Linked DNA regions of Mus musculus: region 1 is linked to region 2. A link is a contact called in ENCODE Hi-C or POLR2A ChIA-PET data. All regions are on one chromosome and are shown on one strand. Each heading gives the region's core, a stretch centred on a gene start or an enhancer-like site at or near the end of the contact. The rest is flanking DNA. Distances are from core to core; before and after follow the strand shown. Region 1 has its middle 38 kb from the start of Gfpt2. Region 2 holds the start of Gfpt2 (glutamine fructose-6-phosphate transaminase 2).

Evidence for each region. Hi-C counts contacts between places; a loop is a spot of excess contacts on that map. ChIA-PET counts read pairs that join two places held with the same protein, here RNA polymerase II (POLR2A).
Region 1: a map of heart shows a loop between it and region 2 (1.8-fold over the local background). The contact joins the enhancer-like site here to the promoter of Gfpt2 in region 2. A Hi-C loop is called at or near these places in 2 of 37 maps with a recorded cell type or tissue (heart and left cerebral cortex). POLR2A ChIA-PET finds 5 or more read pairs at or near these places in 3 of 5 experiments (all embryonic stem cell).

Annotation. Positions count from the first base shown.
Region 1 is chr11:49,752,522-49,759,745 of GRCm38, reverse strand. No RefSeq gene overlaps it. Among named protein-coding and RNA genes, the nearest start is that of Gfpt2, 38 kb to the left of the region's middle. Within about 2 kb of position 4,650, at least 1 of the 3 ENCODE cell types and tissues checked has a DNase peak (open chromatin) inside an H3K27ac peak, as active enhancers do; it is heart, where a contact is called at or near this core.
Region 2 is chr11:49,788,710-49,796,149 of GRCm38, reverse strand. Gfpt2 (glutamine fructose-6-phosphate transaminase 2) reads right to left here and starts at 1,995. Exons shown (of 19, transcript NM_013529.3): 1 at 1,907-1,995. The coding sequence starts at 1,913. It overlaps Gm36507 (a long non-coding RNA gene), which reads left to right. Exons shown (of 4, transcript XR_003949545.1): 4 at 768-1,912.

The sequences.
Region 1 (7,224 bases), core at 3,401-5,900, 39 kb after region 2:
CACCTCACCATACCGTAGCACCTCTACCAAACATATCCCTGGCTTCCTTTCCTTTTTATAAAACACAACATATTCAGTGTATACTTCTATACCATAGTACAGCATTGAAGGAAGCTAGGGCAGGAACTCAAACAGGGCAGGAACCTGCAGGCAGGAGCTGATACAGAGGCCACAGAGACGTGCTGCTTACTGGCTTGTTCTCCACAGCTTGCTCAGCCTGCTTTCTTACAGAAACTAGAACCACCCAACCAGGGATGGCACCACTCACAATGAGCTGAGCCCTCATCCATCCATCCATCCATCCATCCATTCATCCATCCATCACTAAGAAAATGCCCTACAGGCTTGCCTACAGCCCAATCTCACGGCATTCTATTAATTGAGGCACCCTCTTCTCAGATGACTTTAGCTTGTGTCAACCTGACATAAAACTATACAGTATCTTATGCAAGCATGAGGACCTGAGTTCAGATTCCCATAACCCAAGTAAAAGATGAACACAGCAGTCTAGGTCTGCTATTGCATCACTGGGGCTGGGAGAGGCAGAGACAGGTGGGTCACGGGATTGTTGTCCAGTCAGTCTAGCTAAAATGATGAGCTCAAGGTTCAGTGAGAGACTCTGTCTCAAAAGATAAGGTAGAGAGCAATACAGGAGACAGTGACTTCTGGCCTCCACGTGTGCACACACAGGCACATGTATCTGCACATACATGCAAATATATGTATACACCACACACAGAGAATTTATATCTAGTGATTGAGAGAGTTGAAGATGAGACATATTATTAGGAAGAATCCAAACTGCTGGTGTGGGATACTTCCTTATGGATTATTGGCCGTGGAGGTCCCAGAGGTCCCAAAACAACACAGGCTATTGTCATTGCTCTTGGATGCCCATTAAAACTAGACGTTAAGACCTCATTGCTGAAGATACCACCTGGCATCCATAGGCACAAACAGGGCACACAGACAGGCTACAGGCCGTTAAAACACTCATACACATAAAACAAAAGAAAAAGTTAAAAAGTCCCCAACTAGGGAGGCCATAACTATTGTTTTTCTAAATAGACAGTTTGTCAAATTACCTTATAAATATTTAGAATTGTACTAATAATTTCGAGTTGCCCTCAACCTTCGCTGGGGATGCTTGTTTTTGCAGAGAACATTGGTTGACGAAGACACTCATAATTGGCCAAAATGCTGAAACTAAGTTACCGTTGAGTGCTCAGTGCTAAACAGGACACTTATGTCAACTCTTCCAGGGCTCAGGAAACATCAAGGAAGAGGGGACAGAAAGGGATGTATGAAGATGGGATGGGAAAGAAGGCTGTGAAGTGCTGTAAAGACAGAATAAATTCACCGCAGCTGCCCAAGGCCAAGTTTCTCAATAGTCCACCATGGATGGGGGTGGGCCTCAGAGGTCCCACCTCTCACTGGAGGAGCGGTTGGCAGCTGACGGCTACTGGTGGAAAGTGAGTCATTTTTCTGCAATGATGTGGCCACTGGTAAGTTGCCCATACTCCAGTAAATAGCCCCACACCCAGACTCATGCAAGATGTCCTAATTAAATTTAGTAGATCATTAGAAAAAGAAGACAGGACATGATGCATGTAAATAAGAGGAAGGCTTATGAGGATTTGTTTTAGAGAATGGAGGAGATGAGAGAGAGTGATGGGGACAAGTACACAAGCTGGGTCAAATTATATCCCATGTATGTAAGAAATGGACAAGAGTCTGTACAGATATCCATGATGTGCGATCAGGCTCAGTACCATGTGTAGGTTCATGTGAACTTTTCACAAGGAGTTAACAGTTGGATCTGGTTGTGTTGGGTTAGAATGGGTTAAATCAGATTGATTTAAATTCTAAAATAATAGTAAAACAACAAGAACCCAGGAAAGTAAAGAGACCAAAGCGGGTCTTAAAATAGCATAAGCAAGAGTCCAAAGTTTAATTTTATTGTAGTCGTCTCTGAGTTGTTTCGTGGATGACACCACACTTTCTGTTTCACTCAAGGATCTTTGCAAGCTTTAAACATTAATGAAAGATGCCTTGTTCTACTCTGAGCTGAAAAGACATTCTTTTCTTCTTCTAGAAGTAGTGCTGGTTTCTCTTTCCCATTTAAATCTGCGGTTCATTTCAAAATACTTTTCAGGAGCTTGGTGTGGTGGTGTGTGCCTACAGTTCCTGGGGAGGATGAGGCAGGAGGATCTAGAGATTGAGGCTAGCCTGGGTAAAAAGTACTTTTGCTTACTCATAGACAATATTTTAAATGTAACAAAGTAAGTCACATACCGGGAGAAATTTCTTATAGACTGACAGGTGACTAGAATCTAGGATACACATACACACACACACACACACACATACACACACACACACACACACACACACACACACATATCCCACAAAAAGCCTACTCATCAAAAAGAAAACAAAACACACTCTCCAATAAAAAAATTTGGGGAAAATCATCATAAGGAAAATGCAAATCAAAATCATGATGACAGGTCACTACATTCTTGTTAGAATTGCTAACTTTATTATGTTTTAAAGATTTATTTTTATTTTATGTGAATGAATGTTTTGCCTGCCTGTATGTGTGTGTACTGTGTGTGCCTGTTTCCCCTGGATGCCAGAAGAGGGGCTGGATCTCTTGGAACTGCAGTTACAGATGGTTGTGAGCTACTATGGGAGTTTGGGAACAAGAGTCCTTTTTTTTTTTTTTTTTTTTTCCGAGACAGGGTTTCTCTGTGTAGCCCTGGCTGTCCTGGAACTCACTTTGTAGACCAGGCTGGCCTCGAACTCAGAAATCTGCCTGCCCCTGCCTCCTGAGTGCTGGGATTAAAGGCGTGTGCCACTACGCCTGGCATAACAAGTGTTCTTAATCACTGAGCCACCCTCTCCAGCCCCCAAATATTTTCTTGGTTTAATCTGGGCAGAGGTTACATGGGCCTAAGAGTAAGTGTACTAGAAATGGACTTGGGACTTTTACTCCATGCAAACTACCTCTCCTCAAGAAGAAAAAAAACACAAGAGCCAGTGAATGGACAGATCCAGTCTCTGACATTGCAGGTAGAAGAGTATGTTCTTGAGGAGGGCCTGACAGACTTCCAGGGAAACATGCAGTGGCTACATGCCTACCGAATGGGACAGCGCTTACACACGTGTGTCTGTGTGCATCTGTGTTCCTGTTCATATTTAACTGTGCAGTTCATATATCCCAGCACACAGTTGCTTGGCCGACCTTTGTGAACATCCGTGCTTTTGAGTAGCTTTACATACTGCTCGGACCCCTGCTCTGTGAGATCCTCCATTCCTCCCACAGTGTAGCCTTGGAGGGCATTTTGCCCCAGGGACCAGTACTGGAAGAAACAAATTAGAACTGGGCTCCCTTCTACCTTCAACAGGGAACTCGAGGGCCTTCTTGCTTCACTCTGCCCCCATGCTTCTCCTTCCTGACAGCCCATCTCCCCTCAGACCTCCCCTTTTGGGGGAGGGGTTCAAGGCAGGGTTTCTCTGTGTAGTCCTGGCTGTCCTGGAACTCACTCTGTAGACCAGGCTGTCCTGGAACTCATGGAGATTCACCTGCCTCTGTGTGCCACCCCACACCATTCTTACCAGTGCTTCCCTCCACCTGCTGACCCCATGTCTGAGCTCACGGCCTGCCCGTCTCCTTTCTCTGAGGCCCCTCTGCCATCCCTTACTTCAGATTCACTTCTCCGGCTCCTGTGAACAAGGCCTGTAAATAGTGCGGTCTGGGAAAGCCAACTTAGAAAGACCCTTTCATCCCTAGCTTCAATACTGCTTCCACGAGGCCTTGGGCAGGGGCCTCAAAGAGGAGTCATCCCCAGTCCTGCACAGGGGAAAGTTATGTCTCCTGCCAACCAGCTACAGACATAGCAGAACAAGTGGGGCCAGGAAGTGGGTGCCCACAGGCCCAGGATAATAACCACACTGCTGGGTCCTCCATAGAGGCAGGTGACCCCCTCACTCCTCTGTCCCTCAAGGAGCTTCCCAGGTATGGACTCTCTGTGAATCTGTCCCCGTTGCACAGATGTTGTGATGTGGCTGGGATATCTCCCAGCTTGCACCAGGCTTGAACTAGACAGCTGCTGGGAGGGTCTTGCATTCCCTAAGCCAAACTTTGCTAACATTCATTATCCCCTATTGCAGACAAACAGTTCTGACCTTGCCATCCCCACGGGCAGCAAAACTGAAAGTGTGTATGACGCCAGGGAATAAATCAGAGGCTGGCCGAGGGGTAAGGAAAGTTGTGTGGCTCAGCAGGGAGGAAATGACAGGCGACGTAAACAAGCATGACTTCATGTGTCCCCACACTCCCCTCTGAGGTCAGACAGACCCCTCCCGTCCCCTGGGCCTGATGTACATGATTCTCACACGTCAGAGCTGGCTTTCTTGACCACACAGGCACATGGGCCTCTAGGGAAGAACATGCAGTTTGTACACCCATGAAACACAGGTCAGAAGTGTGCTGGGCGTCTCTGGGAGCTTTCCTTGCTTTGAGTGTTGAGAGTGCAAGGAGTGGTCTTTGTTCCCTGATCATGGGGCCTCATGGAGGAATATTCCATTACTGCTTATCCCGTGTGGCCAGGAAGGAAAAGGGGGAAGCCCCAGCAGATCTCTGAATGTCCGGCAGAAAGAGGAGAAGGAAGCTTTGGAAACGAACGGATTTTTCCACTGTGTCTTGAAGGAGCTTACCAAAAAAGATAAGGGAAAAGATCTCAGGCATAGAGGACAGAAGAGCCACCTGACAGACAGCCAACTGCAAGGGCTAGACAGCTGGGACCCAGTCAGTGTCGACCTGTCTGCTTCTGTTTTCTTCCTTTTAAATTCAGGAATTGCAGGCTCAGTGTGTGGGGTGACAGGGATGGCCCCACCCTGAAAGTTTCCAATGATGGATACCTTTCTGCTTTCTCTCCACTTCCAAGCTACAAAGTTCTGGCTGAGAGAGATGATGGGCCGACTTCACATAATCCTGGCTCTCTGGGTATCCAGAATTCCTATTTCCAAGTTTTTTATTTTTATTTATGTACGTTGGTGTTTTGCCTGCAGGTATATCTGTGTGAAGGTATCTGGTCCCCTGGAACTGGAGTTACAGACAGTTTTGAGCTGCCTGTGGGTGCTGAGAATTGAATCTGAGTCCTTTGGAAGAACAACCAGTGCTCTTAACTGCTAAACCATCTTTCCAACCCCCTCCAGGCTTCTTATCACTCATCCTCCCATGTCTATACTTTCTGAGTACTCCCAACTCTGACCATAAACTTCAGACAAGGTGGGGAATTACCTTCAATGTCTGGAGTCAGGCCTTGAATGCTGGCTTCAGGTTCTCAGTTTGGGTATTAAGGAGGAGAAAGGGGGCTAATGGGATAACCCCCACTAGGGGCTTCCGCCACCCCTGCCTCCATGTCCTCACCTCCTGTGCTATGTTCATGGTTGGTGGGTAAGGGAGAGTGACTTTTTCCATAAAGAATTGTAGTCAACACATACTTGAGGCCAAGGCTGGGACATAGCCCAGAGCCTTGACAGGAACCATGCATGTGCGCACAGTCAGACATGTGTGTGTGTGTGTGTGTGTGTGTGTGTGTGTGTGTGTGTGTGTGTTAGGGATGTCTCTATCTGATCCAGCTCATTGGTGGCATGGTCATAGCTGTGGTCCAACCCCTACCATGAAGCTAGTAAGATGCAGACACAGCTCCCTGCTGGAGAAGCAAGCAGTTGCAGCGATTGTGAGCAGCTGGGGAGATCCTTGTCTGAAGGGATGGCCACCACCCAGCCACAGTGGAATTGTCAAACTCTGGATCACATGTCACTGGACCACAGTGCTGTTTCCCCTCCTTCTTTAAAACCTTTCTGACATTAAAATGTTGACTACAGTTCAGAATGTTCTGTGAGGACCAGTTCAAACAAACATACCTAAGGGCTGAGATGGGCCCCAGTGACCCTCTGTGTCCTCTGCTCTTTAGTAAAATGTGGCACTTGATATAAACACAAGGGTCCTGAGGCCCAGAGGCTGCCACGACTGCCAACAGGAAGCAAGGACAGATTCAACACCTTCTGTCTCTCCACCCTGGGTCAAGTGCACAGCTGAAGGTTTGCTGCGGGCGACCCTGTAGTGAAGCTAAGAAGAGGACCTCACAGAGTCATATCCTCAACAGATACTTAGGAAGGGGCTTCTAAAGCCTCAGCCAGGACCTCAGAGCCACCCCACCCCACTGCACCCCCACACAAAGGATACTTGGGCAAGCAAGAACTGATTCATGAGGCCTGGGGTTATCCTAGGATTATCCTGGGTTATCCTGGGGATATACAGATGTGGCACTGACCAAATGTCTGGGTGTCTCTCCTCATCACTCTCCACCCAGCTCCAGAGTTACCCAATAGACCTCATTAGAGGTGGCAGGCAGACAAGCTGAGACTCACGGTGTGACAATGTCTTAAGGAGGCCGCTACAGTCACTTCTCCAGGTCCCAACTGATACACTGAGGAGGGGCTGTGGGGGAGGGGGATTGGGGCAATTGACTTGGAGTCAAGGTGACTGTAGAAGGACATGAGGTGCCCATGCTTGCAGAAAAGCACTAGAGAATCAAGAATTGTTACATGCACAGCAATCAGTCTCATACAGCCTACTGGTTAAGGGTAGAGCTGTGTCCCCCTCCCCGTCTCAGCAGTGGGATTTTTATCTTGTTTGAACCAGCACATGCCTTGTTCATGGTGTCACTCTTTGTGAGTTCATATGTGTATCAGGAAGACACACATGTTTTTCTTTGAGTTTTTCACTACCTCTGGCTCTTACAATCTTTCTCTTTCACAAAGATTCCTGGGCCTTGAGGGATAGTGTTTAATAAAGACATCCCATTTAGGACTGGATGGAAGCTGCTACTTTTAAATTTACCCTGTACATGGACTGAAACTTCCCACAGCAATTCTGGCATTAAGAGCAGTACCATTCCCAGATCAAGACTTCCCTACCTTTGAACTTGCTTTAAAATTCTCTTCAGCAGGGTTGGAGAGATGGCTCAGCTGTTTAGAGCACTAACTGCTCTTCCAGAGGTCCCAAGTTCAATCCTCAGCAATCACATAGTGGCCTGCAACCATCTGTAATGGGATCTAATGCCTTCTTCTGGTGTATCTGAAGACAGCTACAGTATACTCAAATAAATAATTCTTTAATTTTTTCAGATTCATTTATTTATTTAATGT
Region 2 (7,440 bases), core at 746-3,245:
CTTAAGGTTCCTATTCAGACAGGCCTCCCTGGGGCTCAGTTTCCCCCAAATGTAGAGTGAAACTGATTCAATATTTGTTGTACCCTTGTGCCAAAAACACGATCATTATCATTTTTTTTTCTGTAAAAGTCACTAAATTGCAAGTGAAAACGACCATAAAAGGAAAGCCAGTATCCAGTGCAGAACACGAAGTCCAAGAGCACCCAGACCAGTATGCTCAATTCCAGGCAGCTGGCTGGGTCAGACATCAGCAAGGACGGCTTCAAAAAAAAAAAAAACCCTGAAGTTTGAGGAGTTAACCTCGCCTAGCTCATCTGGCTCCTTTGATTCTGGTTCTGAATAGGCGCACAGCTGGGCCAAGACTTCTACTGCATCCTAGACATTCTTTGGTGACCTCAAAGCACTTCTCATACTCAGTCACAAATCAATACCAAAGTCTAGAAAGGAGACGGGTTGGTTATAACCCAAACCCCATCTCTTCCAAAGGGTTGGAGGAGACAGTTCTCCAGAGCTTGGAAAGACACAGAAGAAAGGCAGACGCCAGGAGGAAACAGGGTGGGAAGCTGAGGTGGTTGATGGTGGAGATGCAGGGCCATCTGAGAGGCTCAGCAAGGAAAGCCCTGGAGCTCAAGTAGTTTCAGGTCTCTTGCTAAAGTCTGGTTCTAAAGCCACCGGTGGCTAAAGATCTACAAGAACTCAAACGGGGGGGGGGGGCGGGCGGGGGGCGGGTTGAATCTGACAAAACTTATACATTTGTTTCATTTCAGTGTCCAGAAACGCCTGAAGCAACCTTTCACACACGTTGCCAAAGGATGCCCAGGAGTCCTAAGATTCTGTCTGAGGATCCAGGATTTTAAACTGACCCCGGCTCTCTCTGGATGAGGCTGCGTCCCCATGGTTCCTGCCTAATCCTTGCTCTGTGGTTCCTTTCTCCTGGTCTCCTGGCTCATGAAACAAGGCCTGTACAGACCTTGGCTTTGGACTCACCCACTGGCACACCCCACCCCACAAGCCTTCAGCAAAGTCAGAGAGGCGCCTTTCATGGCTTCAAAAGTTCCACCAGGTTCTCCAGCCGCAGGGGGCTGGAGTGGGTAACTGAATCCTACTCAAGGCAGGAAAAAAAAAAGCGCACAGTGACCTTTTGTCCCAGAAGTTCCCGGCTTTCCCCGGCCAGCCAGCCAGCGGAGGCGGCCCAGCCAGCCAGGAGGGTAAGGAATTGCAGATGTGCGCCCAGGGCGGCCGCCTCCCTTCTGCTCTCAAAACCCGGCTGGACACCTCGGCGTCGCTCCGGGCTGCGCAGCTATCCGGTCCAGGGCTCCCGCTCCTAGCTTTGGGCCAAGGCTCCGGGGAAGTCACTATCTATCCTGTCGCCAAGAGCTCGTTCCAGCAAAGCTTTTCCACAGTTCCCACCCTTCTAGGGACAGGAGATTCTTTTTGAGTCGCAAGCAAGATGGGCAAACCTTTCTGAGCGCACCAGGAGCTGTTTGGGACGCCCCGGGGCGGGCTGCTGACACCGCACAGGTGAGGTCTCCTGTCCTCGGTGGGCGCGGCAAACTGGGACTCTGGACCACCACTCCGAGCCCGGAATGATGAGGTTGCTCGTGGCGGCCTTTGTGGGCCAAGTGAAGGAAGCACCCTCCTGGTGGAGACACCTCTGTGTTGCGGGGCTCCTTTTCTGGGACCTGCCTCGTTGCCCCTGCTCTGTGAGGTCCTGGCTTGGTTCCTCTTACACGGAGTTTAGTCGTCCTCCTCCCCACGCCCCCATGTCCCCGAGACGTCACTCTGGGTCCGCGCGCGGGGAAGGAAGGCCTGGCTAATGAAAGCCCCACAATCGCCGCCCCTAGCAGGTCCCCTGTGCCTGGCTCTCTGGCCTAGGCTCTGAGGGAGAAGGCCGCTGTGCACTCACCGCACATGGTGGCTCCGATCGCTCCAGACGCTCAGACGACTCGCTGCGCCTCGCGCTCCCTGGCTCAGGCTCCCGCCGCTCGGTCTCCTGCCCTTATAGCCAGCCAGTAGCCCTCCGAGAGGGGTGGGGCTGGGGCGGAGCCTCCTGCCGCCTGCTTGCTCCTTATTGGTTTCTGGTTGTCGTGACAACAGCGGGGGGCCCCCAAGACTCAGGGTAAGGGGTGAGGGGCGGCTCCCAAGCTCCAGTCTCTACTGTAAGGGGAGGGAGGAAGCCCAATCGGTGGTAAACACCTTGAGTTGGAATTTTGAGTCAGTCATATTAGACGTGAAACTTTAGCAAGGGGGACAGATCGCTCCGTGCCTCAGTTTCTTCATTTGTAAAATGTGATAATAATAAAATGTACCTCTCAGATCCTCCTGAGGTTAAGGCCAGACAGACTGTGTAGACACAGAGTACAACCAATCTGTCTCTCTCTGTCTCTGTCTCCCTCTCTGCCTTTCTCTCTCTGTCTCTCTGTCTCTCTCTCTGTCTCTCTGTCTCTCTCTCTGTCTCTCTCTCTCTCTCTCTCTCACACACACACACACACACACACACACACACACACACACACACAGAGTGGACTCCTATTCTTGCAACATGCCCCACTCACTATTCCAAACTTCTTTCAGAGCAAGAAAAAGTAGCACACACTAGGCTTGTGAACTTCTTCCAAGCCTGCCAGGAGCAAACTGGGCTTGGCTGAAAAAGGGAGAAAATTGAAGCTCCTTATTAAGATATAAGATATTGACCAAGATGTGCCAGAGCCCGGACCTGAGAGGTGCAGGGGGTAGGCATCCCCCAGGTCTAAAGGAAAGCTGGGCCGCCCCGGAAACCGCCCCATAATGGAGATGCGCTGGCAGACCCGTCTGGCAAGCCGTGAGCCTGCATCCAAGCCAGGGGCTCCACCGCCCCACAGTGACCTGGAGCCTTGGTTCGACCCTGCGACGGATGAGTCACGAGGCTGGCTTTCCCCCGCCCTAGTTCCCGGCTGTCTCCTCCTCTCCTCTCTGTTCTCCAGCCCCCTCATCTCCTGAGAAAAGACCTGGCCCAATATTTGCTCACTTTGAAGCCATCTGTGTGTGCATGGTTTAACTTAAATAAATAAATAAATTGTTGAAATCTAAATCAATGGTATTCCCCAATTATAGTTTTTAAAGAGAAAAACTAGCGTAAGTCTTGTGTTTGGCGTTTTTTTTTTGTTTTGTTTTTTTTTTTTTCCGTAGCTTTGCAGCTCCCTGGGAATGGAGGTGTTGTGCCCACTGAGGAGTTTGAAATTCGATGGTACTGACTGAGAAGGTTGGGCTGAATCATCTGATGCCTAAAGCTGACTCAGGAGCAGCACTGCTCCTTCACCTCAGCGACGCAAGGTGACACTCATTCATTCATTTACCCATTCATCATTCATTCCCAAATCTGCACTTCACATCTCTCCTGGTGATAGGAACTTAATGAATGAAGACAGATCCAGCCTCCTGGCTCTTACAAAACAATGGGTGGGGCAGACACTAAGCTGGTGGTCACATAGGAAATTGGACATCTGACATCTCTGTAGAGAAGGCCCTGGGCTGGGCAGAACTCCACAGAAGGGGACAAGAAACAGGCCTTCTACTGGCACCAAAATACCAGGATCCCCGTGTCCTTGCATAGTGCATATCTGTCCTCCACTTTTATTGTAATTTTGTGTCTCCATATGAAAAGTGGCAGGGGTGACTGCTATGACCCCTGGAGGCATCCTTTGCTTTTGGGACCAGTAGGCCTGGGAGCCTTTGGAAGAGTCATAGCCACTGGACTCACCTGGCTCTAGGATTGGTCAGGGATTTTATGTGACCATGCTCAACAACCTCCTGCATTTGGAGACATAGAGGAAACAGAAAAGAACAGATTCTCTTGGTACAGCTGTATGGGGGATAGTTTGGGGAGTTAGTGATCACATTTGGGATGAGATAGAGGGTGTCTAAGAGTGGAACGAGCCAGAGTAAATTGGATCCTTAGATGGACAAAGTTACACATTTCCAGAGCCCTGACTGTTCATGGATTTTTTTCATAATCACAGCTCTGTGGTTTAAACATGTCCCCAAAGCAAGTGCTGTGTGATACAATTTTCAATGATCTACTATTACCAGGCAGGACCTCTGAAAATCGATTGGGCTACGAAGGCTGCACCTCCACCAACAAATTAATGCTAATTAAAAGAGTGCACGGACCTTTGAGTATAGCCTCTCACATCCTCTAGATCGAGGTTATCTTCCTGTAGGATAATATGACAGGAAGATCCATGCCAGACACCACCCCTCACTTACCGACCTCCTAGCCTCTAAAAACCACAAGGCTATAAGGATTTATTACTTAGGAATCACCTAGCCTATGGCGTTCTGTGAGAGAAAACTTAATAAATTCCTATCTTTACTTGACTACCCACTGCAGTCGCTTCTGTCATGTGAGACTAAGTGCAGCCCTGACACCTTCACCCTACAAGTACTCTGACCAGAGAGAGGTTCGGTGGAATGCTCAGGTAGGGAGCGACAGCCCTAGTCCATTAGGTCCTTGTTGGAGGTAACTTTCATGTCCTCATCCTAGTCAGGGACCTGCTCCAATGTATGCAAGAAATCCCCAAAGAGTCAAACCATCGATGAGGATTTAGCTGTGGGAGTTCAGGTATGGACCCTTTTGGAGGACAGAAGCAGTGGAAAGGAGCATCAGAACCTCTCTCAGCATGGCTTGTACCTCTCTTTAGAGGAGGGTGAGCCTGTATACCCATAGGCAGAACCCTGTCTACCCATTCAGAGCAGGCTGCTGTACCTGGCCTGGGGGCCCTGGATGTCCAGTACTAACATGCTGTCTATGGGTGATTCTAGCACCACTTTTCAGGGACACTTTGACCCCACTGGCCAAGAAGGTGAGGCATGTATTGGCTTCTTCACCTATACACGTGTCTCAACCCTCTCTGTAGTTGGGAGATTTACTCTCTGCTCCTCTCTGGCCCATGGCCATTCTACCTGAATAGCCCAGTGAAGCTCCACAGCTATCCTCCTGACATGGTATGTGAATCTGCCATCTCCCAGGCACAGGCTCTGCTCATCTGCCTTCCCTGGGATGCTATTGCTGGAGTCTGACCATGGTGCCCAATTTGTCCATGACATAGCAACTCTTTTGGGGCCCTGGATTTTCACCATTTAGCATGTTATCATAAGGGACTTCACTGCCAAGTTTCTCTCAGCCTCAGCTCTGTGAGTTGGGCTATCAACAGGGCAATCTGAGATATGTCTTCTCCTTAATATCCTTTTAATCCTCCCAATACAGAAACACCACTTGAATCCAGTTGTCTAGACACCTAGCCCAACCCAGCATAGGGCTTCCTGGATTTAAGCAGAACTCCTCAGGAGTTCAGGGTGAGGGATACTGAGATTTGCAGCTGAAAACCTCTTGTTAGATAAAGAGGTATGGGGTGTGTATGAAGGGAGATCCAAGGGAGACCTGTGAGTAAGGTTCAAGGCAGGTAACAGGTAGGATCCTAGGTGTATAGGCCAAGTCCCATGTGTGGAGACTTGGATGGAGTTCTCTACCTCAGGCTATCTCCCTAGCCCTCAGCTAGATATGAGGGGGAAGCATCAAGGAATAGAAACTTGGGTATAGCACAGGAGGCCTGTCATATAACCTCTCCTTCTGCAGGGCTGTATAATGGCTTAAATAGGAGATTTCCCTACAGACCTATGTGTTTAATGCTTGGTCTCTGGCTATCAATACTGTTTGGGGGGGGGGGGTTCTGGAAACTTTAGAAGTGGGACCTTGTCTTTTTTCTATTCTGCTTCTTGGCTTCTAAAATGTAAGCTGCTTTGCTCCACAACATCTTTTCCACTGTGGATTGAAATTAAAATGTCTTCTCTTATGCTGCTTCACTCAGTCAATATGTTACAGCAATAGGCAGTCTCATCAATATAGAAAACTGGTATCTGGGAGGTGGAGCTGTTCCTGTGGCATTACCACATGGTTTGGAAGCTTTTAGAACTGGTTTTCAGGAAGAGTCAAAAAAAAAAAAAAAAGTTCAGTGAAACCCTAGGATGCCAAAAGCAGAGCTTGATGGGATATTCTGATGGGTGCTCAGAATACCAGAGTGGTGAGAGTAATAGGGACAGAGAAGACAGTACTCATGAGGCTTCAGGTGGAAGTGAGGATTCTACTGGAAACTGGATAAGAGGCCCCTCACCCATGTCCTGAGACTTTGTGGGAAGTAGAGTTTAAAGGCTAATCGGTTGTAAAATTTCTTGACCACTCAAGCTGTGGCACGACTACCGCTGGCTGCTTTCAGACAGGTTTACAGTGCACATTAGGAGCAAAGTGCAGAGCAGAAAGTTGAAAGCAAGCAAACCAACAAACCAAGAAAACCTGCAGCTTAGTCAGAACAGCAGCATAAAGTTGGGACTATGCAAGACATCATTTCTGAAAAGATTAACATCAATAAAAGCTGATTGCTTTGCTTTGGGACAACAGAAGAAGGCCAACAGAGTGTCTCAGGAATCGGCCAGACCTCGTTTAGTGCAGGCTCATTTGAAGACTTTCACTTGAGCAGGATGGGCCTTGGGATACTCAGCTCACACGGGGATGTCCACAAAGTTGTTTCCCTGGGCTTCATTTCACTGGGTACATCTGCCTGGGCATTCAAAGGCTGTGGTAGTCATGGTCCAAAACTCTCTACTCAAGCTAATGGCTGGCCTTCTTTTTGTAGGTGTTTAGAATCCCAGAGTTATCAGATCACAGAGGCTTCCACACCAATTTCAAAGAAAGCCCAAGAGGACAGGATTTGTGTGGCAGGGTCAAGATGCCTGCAGGTCTCCCTGAGAAGATAGTGCATAAAGCTGTGAAGGTGAAACCTAAGCATCCACAGAGACTCCAGGAAGGGAAAGACTCCAGAAGTATAGAATATCTATCTGCAGAGGTAAGCTGTGGAAACTAGTGGGGCCAGCCCAAGAGAGAGACCATCCAGATTAAAAATGATTATGCGCCCAGAGTCCATTGGCGCCCATATCATACTAGCATGTACTCTACATGGTCTATAGAATTCAATATTCACCCTGCTAGGCTAGTCTGATATTCTTGTTGTTTTCCTATTTCTTCTCCAGTAGTGGAAATACCTACCCAAGATATAAGGGCACAGAATAAACATAACTTTTCTTATTTTGTAGGGACTCACAACTAAGAGTTTTCCTTATGTCTCAGAAAAGACTTTAGTCCCTAACACTAGGAAAATATTAGAACTCTGTTATGGTGGTTTGAATGAGAATGGCCCTTATTGACTGAACACTGAGTCCCCAGGTGGCAGAATTGTTTGGGAAAGATTAGGAGGTAGAGTCTTGTTGGAGGAAGTGTGTCACTGGGGCCAGTTTTGAGGTTTCAGAAGCCTCCCTCCACCCTCAGTGTGCCTGCTACTTTATGCTTGTATTTTGAGGTGTGAGCTCTCTGCTTCTCAATACTGCCCAAGTCTTTGCTTCTGCCACCAT